Regions from separate parts of the Mus musculus genome. Here region 1 is linked to region 2. Evidence: chromatin loops called from intact Hi-C (ENCODE). Cell type or tissue: left cerebral cortex. All regions are shown on one strand.

Evidence for each region. Hi-C counts contacts between places; a loop is a spot of excess contacts. Peaks named below come from ENCODE experiments on the same cell type or tissue, not always from the same donor. Only the 100,000 strongest peaks of a DNase experiment are listed, where the experiment ranks them.
Region 1: a loop joins it to region 2, with 8 times the contacts of the local background. A loop is called at or near these places in 5 of 42 quality-filtered maps.

What each region holds. Positions count from the first base shown.
Region 1 is chr14:105,492,350-105,500,349 of GRCm38, reverse strand. 4930449E01Rik (RIKEN cDNA 4930449E01 gene) reads right to left here and starts at 1,562. Exons shown (of 3, transcript NR_045921.1): 1 at 1,269-1,562. In left cerebral cortex, no CTCF peak of the experiment used is centred here; DNase peaks (open chromatin) are centred at 1,547, 2,037, 3,022, 4,989 and 1 more place; H3K27ac peaks cover 2,690 bases.
Region 2 is chr14:105,625,647-105,633,646 of GRCm38, reverse strand. It overlaps Gm6145 (a long non-coding RNA gene), which reads left to right. Exons shown (of 7, transcript XR_004691309.1): 3 at 2,833-6,269; 4 at 7,096-7,340. Among named protein-coding and RNA genes, the nearest start is that of Mir6390, 5.9 kb to the right of the region's middle. In left cerebral cortex, no CTCF peak of the experiment used is centred here; DNase peaks (open chromatin) are centred at 4,364, 4,745, 5,450, 7,223 and 4 more places; H3K4me3 peaks cover 233 bases; H3K27ac peaks cover 4,997 bases.

The DNA.
Region 1 (8,000 bases), 130 kb after region 2:
AAGTATGCATACGTGTGTGTGTGTGTGTTTGTGTGTGTGTGAGTGTGTATGTTTGTATGTGAGTGAGTGTGTGTGTGTGTGTGTGTGTTTGTGTGAGTGTGAGTGTGTATGTTTGTATGTGTGTGTGTGTGTGTGTGTGTGTGTGTGTGAGTGTGAGTGTGTATGTTTGTATGTGAGTGAGTGTGTGTGTGTGTGAATTTTTCCTATGCTATCATGTAATACACTCCCCGGTTGTATAGATTTAGGAATCACATTTTTCTTTCCCTCCTAGCCCACTATGATGAAGACACCTTGGAGTCTAGGGAAGAAAAGCCAGTGGGTCAGGAAAGCGTCTATCTGTCTTTCCGCCCTCATAGATAAAGCAGGAATTTTCTGGTGGTCTCTCTCTCAGCTTCTGATGTTCAGAAAGATAACTGTGTACACCCCCGTCGGAGAAGACGCTGACTTTTGTGTGGTTCCTTCTTGTGCCTGTCTTTCCCCTTCAGGGTTTAACTGAGTTTCCGACGGCCTGTCTCCGGCTGTGATAAATCAGGGGTTTCTTTTTCCCACTCTGGACTCCATTATGACATCACAGTAGCTATACAAACCCCAGAGTGAAGCAAACAAAAGAATTTTTTTAGTTCTCCTTCATTCAATAAGGCTCCATTTTCTGTCACACGACAACCTTTTGACCTGCATCCTAATGGCTCTGGTCACTCAAGGGCAGAAGTCCGGCCATAGGTTAAGTCTGTGCGCGTTTATGTTGAGGAGGGGTCTGTTTGTGCTCACTTCCTGTTGTCTGCTGGCACAATGCCATTGCTGTTCCGGAGCCATGAGATTCTGCTTCCTGAGTGAGCTCTTTCCCCTGAGATGTTAAAAGGAGGTTGCCTGTCTTGTCTCTGTCCCTTCAGTTAGCCAGGCCTTTTTGTCTTGGCTGCAGCTGAGCTGACAGTAGAGCCATCTTACCTTGAGAGGCTTGGGGGCGGGGCGGTGGGGGGCAAGTAATGCTGACTATTTCGTCGCGTTGCAACGGTTTCCCCGCTTTGCATTTCTTAACACCTGCTAGCCTGAACATTGCTTTAAAATGTACAGCTTCTGTTTGGTTCCTTTTTAAATGTTCAAAGCAAAAGCAGAACATAAACAATAGGCATATCAGGTAAACGCAGACTATTTGGGCAATAGTCGGATTTAAATACAGATCTGCAACTCCTCTCTCTCTCTCTCTCTCTCTCTCTCTCTCTCTCTCTCTCTCTCTCTCCCTCTCATTCTGTCTTCTCTGCCCACCTTACCTGCTCCTGCCTTCCTCCACACTCTCCCATTCTGCTTCAAGGAGAGGAGCAGACTGACCACTGCTAGAATGAATGCTACCAAGCTGACCAGTCGCAGAAAGTGTTGAGGCATGTGAACAACGATCCATCCATGCAACACACTCATTCAGCCAGCCAACCCAGCTGGCCTTCATCCCTTCCTCTTTCAGATGGGCCCAGGTTCTACAGGGTAAAGTCACTCAGCATTCCCAAAGCAGAAAGCAGTAGGTAGAGCAGATGAGTGAAGACCAGCCTGGAAAGGATATAGCATTCGTCATCCCGCACAGGAGAGACGTGGGGGATCTGTTCACACTCCATCTCCTGTCTTACCGGGGAGGGGGGGGGGAAGGGTCTCTGTACTACCTATGGTATGTGAGCAGGCACTGCACACTTAGGGGAGCGCTGCTCTCTGGAGTCCCATTGTCTTCAACTAATTCTTTAAAGGATAACGCAGAAAGGATATTTAACTTGGTACATTTCCAAAACCAGTGATTTACTCTCTCCACTAGTTTCCCAGTCTATGCCCTCAAGATGGGCATAGAATTTATCACTTGGCCTCTTCTTGGCTATGTAGACAGACAATATGGGATCCTCCCTTCCTTCTTTTCCTTTTTTCTTAAACCACAGTTCCAAATTATGCATATTCCTCTGTTGTGCAATCTCATGTTCCACTCCCCCCCCCTCCATATGCTATGACAGATCACTACAGCAGACCATTGTGAATGTCCCCCGAGGTGGGAAGGCTGCCTTCCTGAAGCAGATTAGTGATCATCCTGGAGTGGTTCCATGTTCCTTTTTCCAGGAGCCAAACCCGGATGCTTTTTTTTTTTAAAGATACTTTTAAAAAAAGAAATGCAGGCACGAATATAACTCGAGGAATGTTATACTTCCTGGTACCAGCTGTTCATCAAATTATGAGAAGAAACAGGAGGATTTATGATCCTTGAAATTTCATTTGAGCCCATGTTGTCACAGGGGTACTTCCTACCATATGCTCCATCCTTTTTGCAAGGTCCCAAGAAACCCCCCCCCCCCCCGAGAGCATGGAGTCCCGAGGGTTAATTTAATTTTATCTGTTTTCTTCCCATGGTAGTGAGAGAGAAGCTGCCATAGAATCCTCCCATTCCTCTTATTTTTTTTTTCTTCACATATAAGTGGTTCTCTCCTTAAAAATATAAGATTCTCCTTCTCAGCATGGTCTAGGATTTCTTAAATTTTCCTTCACGTGACTGCATAAATATAAGATTATGTCATTTTCATAAAAATGAACACAAATGGGCATAACCATATTAAACAAATTTTGTCATTCAAAGAATGACAAATATGTTTTCCTTCCCTTGTGATTCCTAACATATATATGGATATGTAAAATAATGTATGCATATGACATAAAAATAGAAGAGAAATAGCCTAGGAGAATAAGAGGAATAATAGAAAGGGGGGAGGGCAAAAGAGATAGGGAGGGCATAGGGGGCAAGGTGATCAAAGTATGCTTATATACTTGTATGAAAATAGCTTTATGTAACACATGACCACGTATCATGACTATACACAAGGAAAAAAGTTTTTATATATGCATATTTATGTATGTATATATAAATGCATACATATATCTATATACACACATACATATACATACACACACATACACACATACACACACACAATGCTGTGGCTAAAGAAATGACTCAGCAGTTAAGAGCACTGGTTGCATATCTAGGGCACCGGGGTTCAATTCTCAGGATCTCTCATGTGAGGTCTGACAGCCTCTTCTGGTCTCCAAGAGCACCAGGCACGTATGTGGTGCATACATGCAGGCAGAACACCCATAGCAAACACAGAAGTGGATGCTCACAGTCAGCTATTGGATGGATCACAGGGCCCCCAATGGAGGAGCTAGAGAAAGTAACCAAGGAGCTAAAGGGATCTGCAACCCTATAGGTAGAACAACATTATGAATTAACCAGTACCCCGGAGCTCTTGACTCTAGCTGCATATGTATCAAAAGATGGCCTAGTCGGCCATCACTGGAAAGAGAGGCCCATTGGACATGCAAACTTTATATGCCCCAGTACAGGGGAACGCCAAGGCCAAAAAGTGGGAGTGGGTGGGTAGGGGAGTGGGAGGGAGGGTATGGGGGACTTTTGGGATAGCATTGGAAATGTAAATGAGGAAAATACCTAATAAAAATTATATTAAAAAAAGAAAAAGTCTATGGGGACCAGGGAGTGGAATGTGATGGTTTGTATATCCTTGGACCAGGGAGTGGCACCATCTGAAGGTGTGGCCTTGTTGGAATAAGTGTGACCTGGTTGGAATGGGTGTGTCACTGCGGGTGTGGGTATAAGACCCTCACCCTAGTTGCCTGGAAGTCAGTCTTCCACTAGCAGCCTTTGGATGAAGACAGAACTCTCAGCTCCTCCTGCACCATGCCTGCCTGGATACTGCCATGCTCCCACCTTGATGATAATGGACTGAACCTCTGAACCTGTAAGCCAGCCCCAATTAAATGTTGTTTTTTTATAAGGAAAAAAAAAAAACACCCATAGCAGTAAAAATAAAATACGTTTTAAAAAGCAGAAGAACATAATTCTGCCACAAAAATCACCTAAGATATCTGGTGTTTATCATCAGTTTGTTCAGAAGCTAAATTACATCCCTGATCTCTACCATCTATTGCATTTAACCTCAACCTCACTAAGAGAAGATTTTGAAAAGCAGAGACTGGTAGAAGAATGAAGAAAGAGGGGAAAGTGGAAGCAGTCGACACACGAGAGAGAAGCAGCACCTCTGTGCAGTGTGAAGGGAGAGGACAGATATGATTCACGCCAAGGTCAGGCGATGTGTGATCACCAAGGACCAGACGGGGAAGAGCCAGAAGAGGGAGGAGCCAGAAGAGGGAGGAGCCAGAAGGGGAAGGCCAATGTGGTAGCGGTCCATGGGGACCTCTTAGGAAGAAAGCTTACTAGCTGTGCCCATAGTGTAGCAAAATGGAATCAAAAGACCTGCTTCATACAACTTCTCTTTTCCTTGAGGTTTCCATGTCTCAAATATGTGTGTAACTTTAGCTGTAACATGCGACACGCAGGTGCTTTTAAAGGATCAAAATGGAATGACAACAGCCATAGAATGGAGAAATCAGAGCAAGAGACCTATCTGAATGTACTATTCCGGCATCAGGAGTCAGCTGTCTGGATTCCCAATCCTACAATAAATGAAGGACAGCTGGAATCTTCACAAAACATCACACATATTCTGCAGAGTGCTGAACCCTGATGAACTTTGTGAAGATCCACTACCACTGGCCTGGCAATCATTTCTCTCTTTCCAGGTGAGTGAACAGGTGAAGAAAACATGAGAAAGAGTGATTGATTTCCTATACTGCCCAAGAAATTAATCGCATATGAGAGTTAAAAAATATGGAAGTACAATATATAATGGTAATCAGGGGGCATATTATCTTGTCTAATTTTAATCAACCCTTGACATATATAAATAGAGATTTAACTAGTTGACTGATTAGTTCTTTTTCAGTTTGTGTGTTTTCAAGTGATTTGTGATCTTTCTTTAAAAAAAAATGTCTTTCTCTCTTTCTTTTACGAATCTCTGGCAAGTTGACATACATATGGTGAACATATGGCCTGCCCCTAATTGATTTAATTCAAAGAGGACCCAGGGGAAAGCTCTGAGCACTATCTGTTTGAGAGCTTTGGGGAGTGTTGATTTCAGAGTGAAGGGTGAAAGTGTGATGCCATCATAGTGGTGCAACTGGAACAGACCCGGCATTACCCACACATGGCAGGGAGCAGCAAGGATATAAATCACTAGGGCAAGTGTGATCCAGCTCTCTGAACTGGCACAGGAGGTTAAAAAAAAAAAAAAAAAAGGTGATGCCTATTTCAAGAAAAAAGTACATATTTTGCTTACCCTGAATTTCCCAGGAGAAAGCACATTGCCTAACTAACAAGCACCCCAAACACACACACACACACACAGACAGACACACACACACAGACACTCACACACAGAGACACACACACACACAGACACACACACACACACACACAGAGACAGACACACACACACAGACACACACACACACAGACACACACACACACAGACACACACACACAGACATACACACACACAGACACACACACACAGACACACACACACAGACAGACACACACAGACACACACACACACACACACACACTTATAAATCAATTTGCCCACATTCCAGAATAGTTCAGTTTTCCTAGTGCATCTCCCACCTGATAGAGATAATTCTGTAGCTAAACTATGGCAGAAGAAGACTTGCTGGCTTGCACTCCCTCCCACAGACTGTTACACACAAAGCCATGTGTATATTGTCTGTTTGCTAGATAACAATCCAGGTGCCAGTAAACCAAAATCAATTTTAGTGGACTCTCTTTACTGTCCTCCTGGTTTGGCTCCAACACTAACGTCAAGTCCCTGCGTTGGCTAGTGATGAACTTGCTCATCTGAAGTCTATTGGAATCTTAAGAAGGGTGACAAGATAAAATTATAAATACATAACACCTGGCCAGAGTCTATTATTGCCTCACTTGCTTATTTATCTTGTGGGTAGGGGAAGAAGGTAACACACGCCACAGTGTACATGCAAAAGTCAGAGAACCACTTACAGCAGTTGCTCCTCTCTTTCTATCACACAGCTTCCGTCCAGGGATTGAACTCGGGTCACTAGGCTTGGCAGGAAGCACCTTTATCCACTGAACCATATTGCTGGTCCCCGTATTAGTATTTTCATGTCAGTAATTTTACATTCAAAGTTCATTTTGCCATGTGCCAAAAACAAAGGACATGACTGATATATCAGTACTTCTGAGCCATGCATAAGAAATCTATAGTTGATAGTCATTTATAAATTATATTTAATATATCATATATTCATAGTTAATATATGTATGAATATATGCACACGCACACATACATGTTATATATCATGAAGATATAAATTATTTTATATATTATAAACATATGTGATGCCTTAAGTTGCATGTTAGACATCATAAATTTAAATATTTACATGTATTTATATGTTATATTTTACTTGTAAAGATGTGCTATATATCATATATGGTATCTTTATATATGTTATACATGTTTTTACACACATATGATTTCATATGTGTACCTTTCAGTTCTTATTTCTTTTGCCTTTGTCTCAACACAATGTCATCAAGACCTTGGATGATCTCCATAAGTGTCAGAAGATAAATAATCTATCTCATCGTGGTAGTTACAACAGTAATACAGCTTCTGTTTACTTCATCTGTGCCAACTCCAGGCCATGATGTAAATATGTTTTCAAATAAGTCCTCTGTCTCGTTTAATCTTGATAATCTCCCTGAGAAGGATCTTGCTATTCTCCAGATCTCAAATTTGGGAGTTGCAGTGTGAAGATGCTAAATAGCGTGTTTCAGAGCAAGTGGTATTAATTCAACATTGGAAAGACCACTGGTACCCAACAGACTCTTCCAGCTGAGTTCAGAAAGTGTGCTTTCAAGATCCAAGCTCTCCTTGTGCCTGAGTTGGTATGACTTTACTCAGTCCTCTGTCCTTTACCTCATCCCTCTCCTGGAAGTAACTTCAAGCATTTTATGTTGATATAGTGAAATAGTAAGAGCCCTATATTCCTAAATAATAAAACAGAGGGGATAGGGGCAGAGACATCTGATTGTGGCAAACCACCACAGCCAAGAACAGAGTGAGAAAGAGCCAGAAAGCATTTCTATGATGTCTTTGTCCATTTTGGTGTGCCTGGGAATGTCTCAGAAAAAAATTACTATTTCTCCCAAATAACAAATTTATTGAGTCATCATCAAATCCTTTCCAGTGGATTCAAGTTTTATAGCTTTGATTTTAAGCTTTTTTTTTTTAAACTTTTTTGTTGTTGTTTGGTTTGGTTTGGTTTGGTTTGGTTTGGTTTGGTTTGGTTTGGTTTGGTTTGGTTTTTCGAGACAGGGTTTCTCTGTGTAGCCCTGGCTGTCCTGGAACTCACTCTGTAGACCAGGCTGGCCTCAAACTCAGAAATCCACCTGCCTCTGCCTCCCAAGTGCTGGGATTAAAGGCGTGCGCCACCATGCCCGGCTTACATATTTTAAAAATCAAATGTAGTGGCCTCTCTATTGTCCTCCCTGACAGTAGGAAGAAACGCTTAGGGATCCTGCTCTGTGGTGTGAGCCTGAGCACACGAGGGCATTTAAATGTCTTAAAAGTCCACTATGGAAAACCGCAGTCAAGCTTGAGCTCATACATCAAAGATTCCATTCCTGAAGCTTATAGGACCATAAAATCTAGAGGAAAAAAAAGCTTGATAGATTTCTCTCTTGGGTATTATGACAATATACTTGTCCTATCCAGTGGCACCCAAAATGGGAGAATTTATCCAAATGTCATTTTAGAGCTAAATGCTAGTTACCCAATGGAGGTACAAATATTTCAATATAGTTTGTTAATCAACTGGAACTTGGTCCTCCATAGTTCCTACAATCAAATGCCTAAGATGGACACACACTGTACATTGAAGAGTTTCTGCATGGCCATGTCACAATGACCTAAGTAAACGACAGGAAGACTGAAGACCCGTGGAGCAGCCTCTTCTGGACACCTAAGGTGCCATCTTTATTTGAGAATGAAAACTCAATGGAACCTTGGAGTCTTTCTATA
Region 2 (8,000 bases):
AGAGTATTAGCATCAGAGGGTTAAGACTAGCCTCAGATATATAGCAAGTTTGATGCTAGACAAGAGACTGACTCAAACAGAATGGAATCTCTATATATCTATATAATAAGGCATATATGTATACATAATATATATTATTGAATATTTCAAAGTATTTCAAAGACTGAAGGAAACCTGATGTGATACTATAAGAAATATAAGGATGGGGACAGCTGAGGGTTGTACAGTGGATGTAATTGTGATTTCCAAGGAGTGTGGGAGAACAGAATAATCATGAGTCAAATGATAGATACAACTATATGCTACTGGAGGGAGGGTAAAGGCCTCAGAGGAAGGCAAGGGTGCAATTGAAAGGAAGAGAGATAGCATCTTGATGTTTCAGGGGCAGACTCTCACCTTGGACATGAGTAGACTCAAGCTTTTTTGATACATCTCCCAAGTCATGTATTCACTCTGAGCCTCAGTGTCTTTTGCCCTTCAAAGAGGGGGCACCGATAGTAACTCTTTGCAGGTTTCACGTAAGGAAATGTGTTTTACCACAAGTGCTGTACAAAGCATGGAACCTGACACTGAGGAAACCACCAGGAACAGTTAAACATCCTTTAAAAACACATCTAGTAAAGGACTTTCAGTGAGAAAAGGAAGGTAGCCAGCAGCTCAGGAAAGAGGAGGGGAGGACGGTCCAGGGAAGACATTGGTTTTTGCTTAGATGATATGCTCTTGAATAGCAGGAATGACCATGACAGATCTCAGAGACTTGATGCTGAGAAACCAAGGATGCTGTGTCCACTAAGAACTCTGAATGTCAGGGATGGCAGTGGCCTGGGGAGTCTCCAGGACACTCTGGAACCTTGGGCTGTTATCAAGTGGCCGTCAAGGGAACTCACAAAAGGATTCAAGAGCCCTGGTCAGGGGTGCACCTCATGGACCACTCCTTAACCAGAAGCAGGATAAGCTGGAGAACTATCAGTCTTTGAATGTTCTGTCTACATTGTCCTAAATTTGCTCTTGGGATTTGACTCAGTGTGTAGGATGGCAAAGAGAACAAACCTCAAGAACATCACAAGAAAATGTAGGAAAGATAAATGTGTGAAATGGAACAGTACAATCTGTAAGAGAAACGGGCACTTCAGAGTGTATGTGGAGCCAGGCGTGGGCCTGCTATGCTCTGCCTGGTCCAGGGAGGAGACTGCTTGGAAGGATCCTGGGCCGGACTTTGCCTGATAGATTTACCAGAGACCAAGAGAGGGAAGATAGATTACATGGCGATTTTGTAAAGTACAAAGTTGGTTACATATATCTATAAATAAAGTTTAAAGTCCATTGTGGGAGGGGCTGCTGGAGAGATGACTCAGTAGTTAAGGGCCCTTGCTGCTCTCCCAGTGAACTCTTGTTTGGTTCCTAGCACTCATGTTTGGCTGCCCACAACCACCTGTAACTACAACTTCAGGGCATCTGAGGATCTCTTCCAGCCTCTGGAAACACTTGCATTTATAGGCAGATACCTATATAAATGCTCATGTGCATGCACGTGTGTGCATGCGCGCGCGCGCACACACACACACACACACACACACACACACACACACACCTTCTAAAAATAAATCTTTATTTGTCATGCAATGAGTCACGATAATTACACTTTCTTACACTAGTACACCAGTTTACAGAGCATGCCAGAATCTTCTTTAATTCTTATCATACACAGGAAGATAGTGCTCGTTTTGTTCCTGATCTTGCAAATGAGGACAAAGTCTCAAAGGACTTTAAGTTGCATGCCCAGGGTGGCTCTGCTGTTACTGAAACCAGCTGCCTCGGTATTCATTCATATTCAGCAAACATGTAGTGGGTTCCTCTCCTCTGCCAGGCGCTTGGCCCGAGGCTGAAAATACAAAGACAATGCTCAAATGAATTCACAGAAAGCTGGGGGAAATACATCCAAAAACATGATTCAAATATAATGAAGCTAAAAAAATGATACAAGGTTGCATGTGACATTGTTAATTGAGACTATACACAAAGGGGACTGGGAACCTAAGCTGCTTAGGACAGGTGTCACCAGAAGCCCTTACAGAAGGAATAAGTAGGTGTTTAGGGGAGGAAGACAGAAAGCTGTTCAAGGCACTGACGCTCCACACAGAAAGCCATGGGAGCTCAATAGCACATTCTATGATGCCAACCTCAGAAATTAACAGCCTTGAGTTGCAGGTGGAAGGTGCAGAAGCCAAATTAAAAACAGTCTTTTCAGGCTGAGCTCAGGAGCCTGAATTTCCATGCTGTAAGTGGCTGGGATCCACTGGAGGATTTTAATTGTGTAAGTTGACAAGATCAGATTTGCTATTCAGAAAGCACACCCTGGCACAGATCGGTGGGTGGAATAGAAAGTGGTTGCCCTGGAGACAGGCAGACCCATTAGGAAGCTCTGACAAAGATCCAGGAGAGAGAAAATGAGGATAGTGGTTGGAGGAATGAGCAGATTCAAAGACATTTTAGAGGTGGAACGGATGGTCGGGAGACGCTCATTCAGTGTAAATGCTGAAGGAAAGGAAGAACCAAGGAGCGCTGTGGTTTCCAGCTTGGATTTCTATATGGATAGTGAATAATTAATGAAGATGTGGCGGGCGGGCATAATGGGGACTTAAGAGGGAGGTAGTTGTAGATGGACGTGATCAATATACATTTGTTTAAATGTGTATAACTTTCAAAGAGTAAGAGAATTATTATTTTAATAGATCAAGGTATAAAATACAAAAAAAAGTCAAATGGGGGGGGGGGTTTGCTAATGAATTCATATGTGACCTGTTGAATTTGATGTATCTTTTGGACTTGTAGGTGAAGAAGTCACATGTGGTGAATATATTATCATCAGAATGCGGAGCAATGAAATGTAAACAGATAGGAATCGTCACTAAAGCTCCAACTGCAGCCTCCGGGTGCCATAGCTTTTGCACCATCCATTTGCACCATCTCTGCAGTAAGTCCTAGCTCAAGCCTTACTCCAAAGTACAAATTAGCATAGCAGCTCAGTCAACAATGCCTCCGAGCTTCTGGAAAGAAAGATGCTCAGTCACCATAGACCCAGAATTAATGAAAAGTCACAGAAATAATAGCTCCATTCTCTACTTGCTTCTGAACCTCAAATCAGTGGTTGGCAACAAGGTAAGGGACTTACAGAAACTGCTGAAAGGACTTTCCGGTAAATAGAGCGCCAAGAGGAGTTTGCTTTGGATATCTGCTCTGACTAAACCATATATGTGCTTGTGCTACAAAACCTCTAGTTCCCATTCTTGACCTGAATCCCTTTTCTAGTTGGGAATTTCTTGCTTCTCTTTTTATTTTTTTTTCACCTGATCAAGTTACAAGAATTAGATGATATATATAGATACACATACATACATACATATATATATTAGATATAATTCGCCTATATTTCAGCTAGAAGATAACTTTTGGAGAAAAACAATTTTTTTTCTGCTTAGTTGTGAGAAAATGCCAGCAACATAAATTTCAGACCTCACAAATAAGAACCAATTTTTCTTTCAATAGAAATGAGCGGAGTGTTCGAGTAGAGAATTGTCACTATCAATACTTGCCCAAAAGACTGAATGGTCATTATCTATTCCCAAGTTGTGATAGATATGAAACAAGCAATACCATAATGTTTTGCTTTCCTCCCTCTCACAGGGAAGGAGCAAGGGGCTTTGAGGGAGCCTTCTGAGAGGAGGAAGACCATACTTAATGCTAATAACACGGGGAAGACGGAGACTGGGGATTGCAGTACAGAGTTTTGAGTTTCCAAAAAATTTTTGATAATGATCCTGTTCTAGGGATTTGATGAGCGACAAACATAAAAATTTTAAAGTGATCCAGAAACCTTTAAAACGAGATCTATCATATGACAAATGCTCATAAATAGCATGAGGATTAGATAAAAGAGGTTACTGACTTCCTCAAGGTGCCCAGAAAATAACTGACAGCATCCCAAGAACACAGTCCTTACTGTCCAGTACAAGCTCCTCTTCACTGTCCCAAGCCACACATGTACTCTGAGCACACGTGTTAATGAGACTCGTATTGTGTAGTAATTCTACTCTGAAGTTTGTTGCTTTGGCCTATGGATAGATTGAGAACCTTCGAAGCAATTAGCACCAATGATTGTTAGAATGAGAGGAGCAAGGTTAGTGATCTGCTCTAAAGAAGCAAGTGGCACCATGCTGTGTGAGCTGACCATTAGTCAGCATCACTTTAACCCAGGAAAGCCTGCTGCTGAAGTGGCCTAAGGTGATGAATCACAAGGAGCATCTTGCTCTTGACTTGGCTGCCATTAAAGTGATGCCAAGCACCACATAACCAACTGAAAGGCGTCAAGGGGTTGGCAAGCCACTTGCACAACAGAGTTTGATGTTAAGCATCTGGGAGTTTCCAGCATATGAAGGATACATGGGGGTTCCGAAATTACCTACATCACTGAGCACTGTACAGCTGTCACTTAATATTTAAACTGGATGAGAAATCACAAAAACTCTGGTTTCTCAAAAGCAGAACTACAAGCTGTCAAAGTTGTTGGGTCCTTGGAGGCTATCCCAACTTAATTACTTATTTCACAAATGGAGAAACGTGCCATTATTCATGTGGGCAGAAGAAAGAATACGGAGCTAGAATCCTTCCTGGGTATCTTGTTTTAGGGGATTATAGACATAGACTCTTAAGGAACACCATCTGTGCAAGAGGCACAGCGCACTGACTAAATGCATGCTGAGAGTCTCCTGGTTAAATCCACCCTCTTCCTGTTTCACTTCACATGCAGATGCTGGAAAGGGTAGGGACCTAATGAGAGGCAGCAGTCAGCCCCTCCCAGCTGTTCTTGCTCTAACCACATCCTGGTCAGGTGCCATTATTCCCTGGCTCCCCTGACTTATTCTTCACACTGTCCTCACTGATGATGGCTTTCCTAAAGCACTGTTGCCCTTCCAAAAACACTCCAACAAGGCAATTTATAGCTGACCTATGTTTTTCTAATAATGTTTTCTCTCCTCTCTTCATCCTGGAAATCCACGTGTCTCAGTTGCTCTCAATCACTGCCACGAGTCTGGTGATGCGCTAAGCTCGGGGCAGGATCTCAAGGGCTTTGAGGTAAATAAGGTACCCTCTGTGGGCTCTGTTTCAATTAGATGCTAGAGCAATTGTCATCATTTTAGAGAACAAAGATACTGTGATCGAAAACCGTGAAGGCTGCTGTCTATGTCATGCTTGTCCCTAGTTTACATGCATTTTCCAGATAACCAAATCCAATAAGCCCTGAGTGCACCCTGATCCCCTCTCCACTCCCGTGTCAGCTCCAAATGGATGGAAGATGACAGGAAGGAACTAGCTGGGACACAGAGCAAAACTTCTAGAGTTAATGAGACAGTAACTCTCATCTTAGTTCCTGATGAAGGACCTAAAGCTGTTTGGTGTGGCTAGGAGCATATGATTTTCCTGAGGGACCTGTTAAACAAGTCCCATCTCTCTTGAGTTTCAGCTTACATAGCCAGAAAATAAATCCTTTCCCTGTTCCAAGCAAAGTACTAGGACATCTTGCTTCTCTTGCCTCTACAGACAGCAAGATGACTTCATGGCTTTCTCTTTCACCACAGTCACTGGTGCTCAGTACAAATGAGACTCACCTTAGAAAGAAAGAAAAGAAAGAAAGAAAGAGAAAAAGAGGGGGAGGGAGAGAGGAGGGAGGGAGAAAGGGAGGAAAGAAGGAAGGGAGGGAGGGAGGGAGGAAGGAAGGAAGGGTGGATTTGGAAAACACACTTACAGCCTCCTAGAGAGGAAATAGGCCGTGAAACCTAATGAAGAAAGAACCATAGACCAAGGTCACAACAGCAAAAACAGAAAGAAAAAATATGAGCACATTACTTCGTAGAAGTAATACATAAAACATCTGCAGCAGAGGCATTATCTTCTACTTAATGAGCTAAATGCATTATTTATTAATCCTGTTATATGTGTGTATCAGAGGTCAGAGGGAAACTTGTAGGAGTCGATGTTCTTATTCCTTGTGTCTGGAGAATTGAACTCAGCCTATTAGGGTTGGTGGCAAAGGAATAGTTATAAACAGACCACCCCCCCCCCAAGCGACCACATGTAACTCATTGATTTTGGCAGGATGTCTGCATCATCTGTATTGACCTGCTCCCCAGATTAATACCGAAGCACTGCAATTTCTTGAGGATTATCCACCTAGGAGGAAATGATACGCTGGCCCATCCATAGTAGTCAAGGTATGTTCAACATCAAGAGAAGGTTTGCTGTGTAACAGGTAAGAACAGGTTTAAAAGTGTGGCTTTATATGATAGCAAAGCACAAATATTCCTAAGTATTACTGTAGTGTTCACAGTAGTCAAAATAAAGAATTAGCCCAGATGTCTGTCAACACATGAATTCCTTAAAAAAAAAAACCTTAGTATAAATACCCAGTGGAGCTTTTTGCAGATATATAAAGAAAGGATTGTGTCATTTTCAGGAAATAAATGAACTAGAGGTTATTGAGATAAGAGAGACTCAGAAAAAAAAAACCACTAAATTAATTGAATATAATGTTCCAGAAACATTCACATATGTAAGACAGTTGTAATAAAGATGTCATCACTGAGAGTAGAAATAGTATTTTCTGTGAGTCCCTGTGAGTCTATATGAGCTGTTTGTAAAAATAACAATAATAAACAAACATTGAATCACCCCTCACGACTGCATTTAAAGTTGATTAGAAGTTAGAAGTGAAGGTTTTGAAGGTTTTGTGTAGGATATTGAACTTTATAAATGAAGTTGCACGGGGACCTGGGTGTGGCTCAGTGGTAGAACACTTGTCCATATGCATAGGGCCTTGAGTGCAGTCACGCACACACAGAGAGACATGTGCAAACACAGCATAATAGCTACTTCAATTTTCAAAATCAATATATAGGTAAAACAATCACAGCTAATTATCAGAAAAGTTATGACCTAAGCATTTAAAAATATTAACCTTTGAGCATGATGGAATCCCTCCACAGACACGCAATCCAGTTTTGATGAATCAGGGCTCAAAGGATTTTGTGTGCTCCACAGAAACAGTCTGAGATCCAAAAAGTGGCTTAAAAGAGGGAAAAGTTAATCAAAATGTCTGTGAAGCTCTGGCTTCAGTCTCTCCAGCGAGGCTTTCTGAAGCACAGCTCTGATAGAACTAAACCCAATGAGACACCGCCTACAAGAGGAATCCAGCGTGTGAACGAAGACTAAAAAGCAAAACAGCAGCGTCTGGAGTGGACAGCTTCTCTCACTCAGAGAACTGTAGCCTCAAATTCCTGGCAGAGGTGAGACTAGAACTCAGTCTCATGGTATTGCCTACAGTTAACAACATTAGTTGAATTGTGTGTGTCTTAATTTCACTTATGTAAATGGAATGAACAGGTAGACATGGTAGTGCGGGTCTGTCATTCCGGCACCAGGGAGGCTGAGGCAGGATAACAATGTGTTAACATTCCACCTGATTTATACAGTTAGTGTCAGACTAATCTGAGCCATAGGCTGAAAACTTGTCTCAAGTCAATCAACGAAGAGAAGCATAAAAATATCCCAACCATCCTGAGATTTTCAGTTTTATAAGTAAAACAAGTCTAAGTCCAACATGAGACTGCTATTCAAACAAACAAACAAACAACAAACGCTGAAGATGGGCCCAGGAGGGTCCTGCCATTACTAGCAAAGGGCCGCCATTACTAGGTCAAGGCCTAGACTCCGATGTGATTGGGTTGAGCAGGCAGCATAGGCCTCAGTTTGCGGAAAATGAAAATGCAAGGTGCCTTTCTCAAAGTGATTTTGAATTTTAGCGGCTAGAGAGAGCAGAGTATCAAACCACGATGAAGGGCTTCTAGTTATCACACACACACACACACACACACACACACAGAGAGAGAGAGAGAGAGAGAGAGAGAGAGAGAGAGAGGGAGAGAGAGAGAGAGACTCTGCCTTCA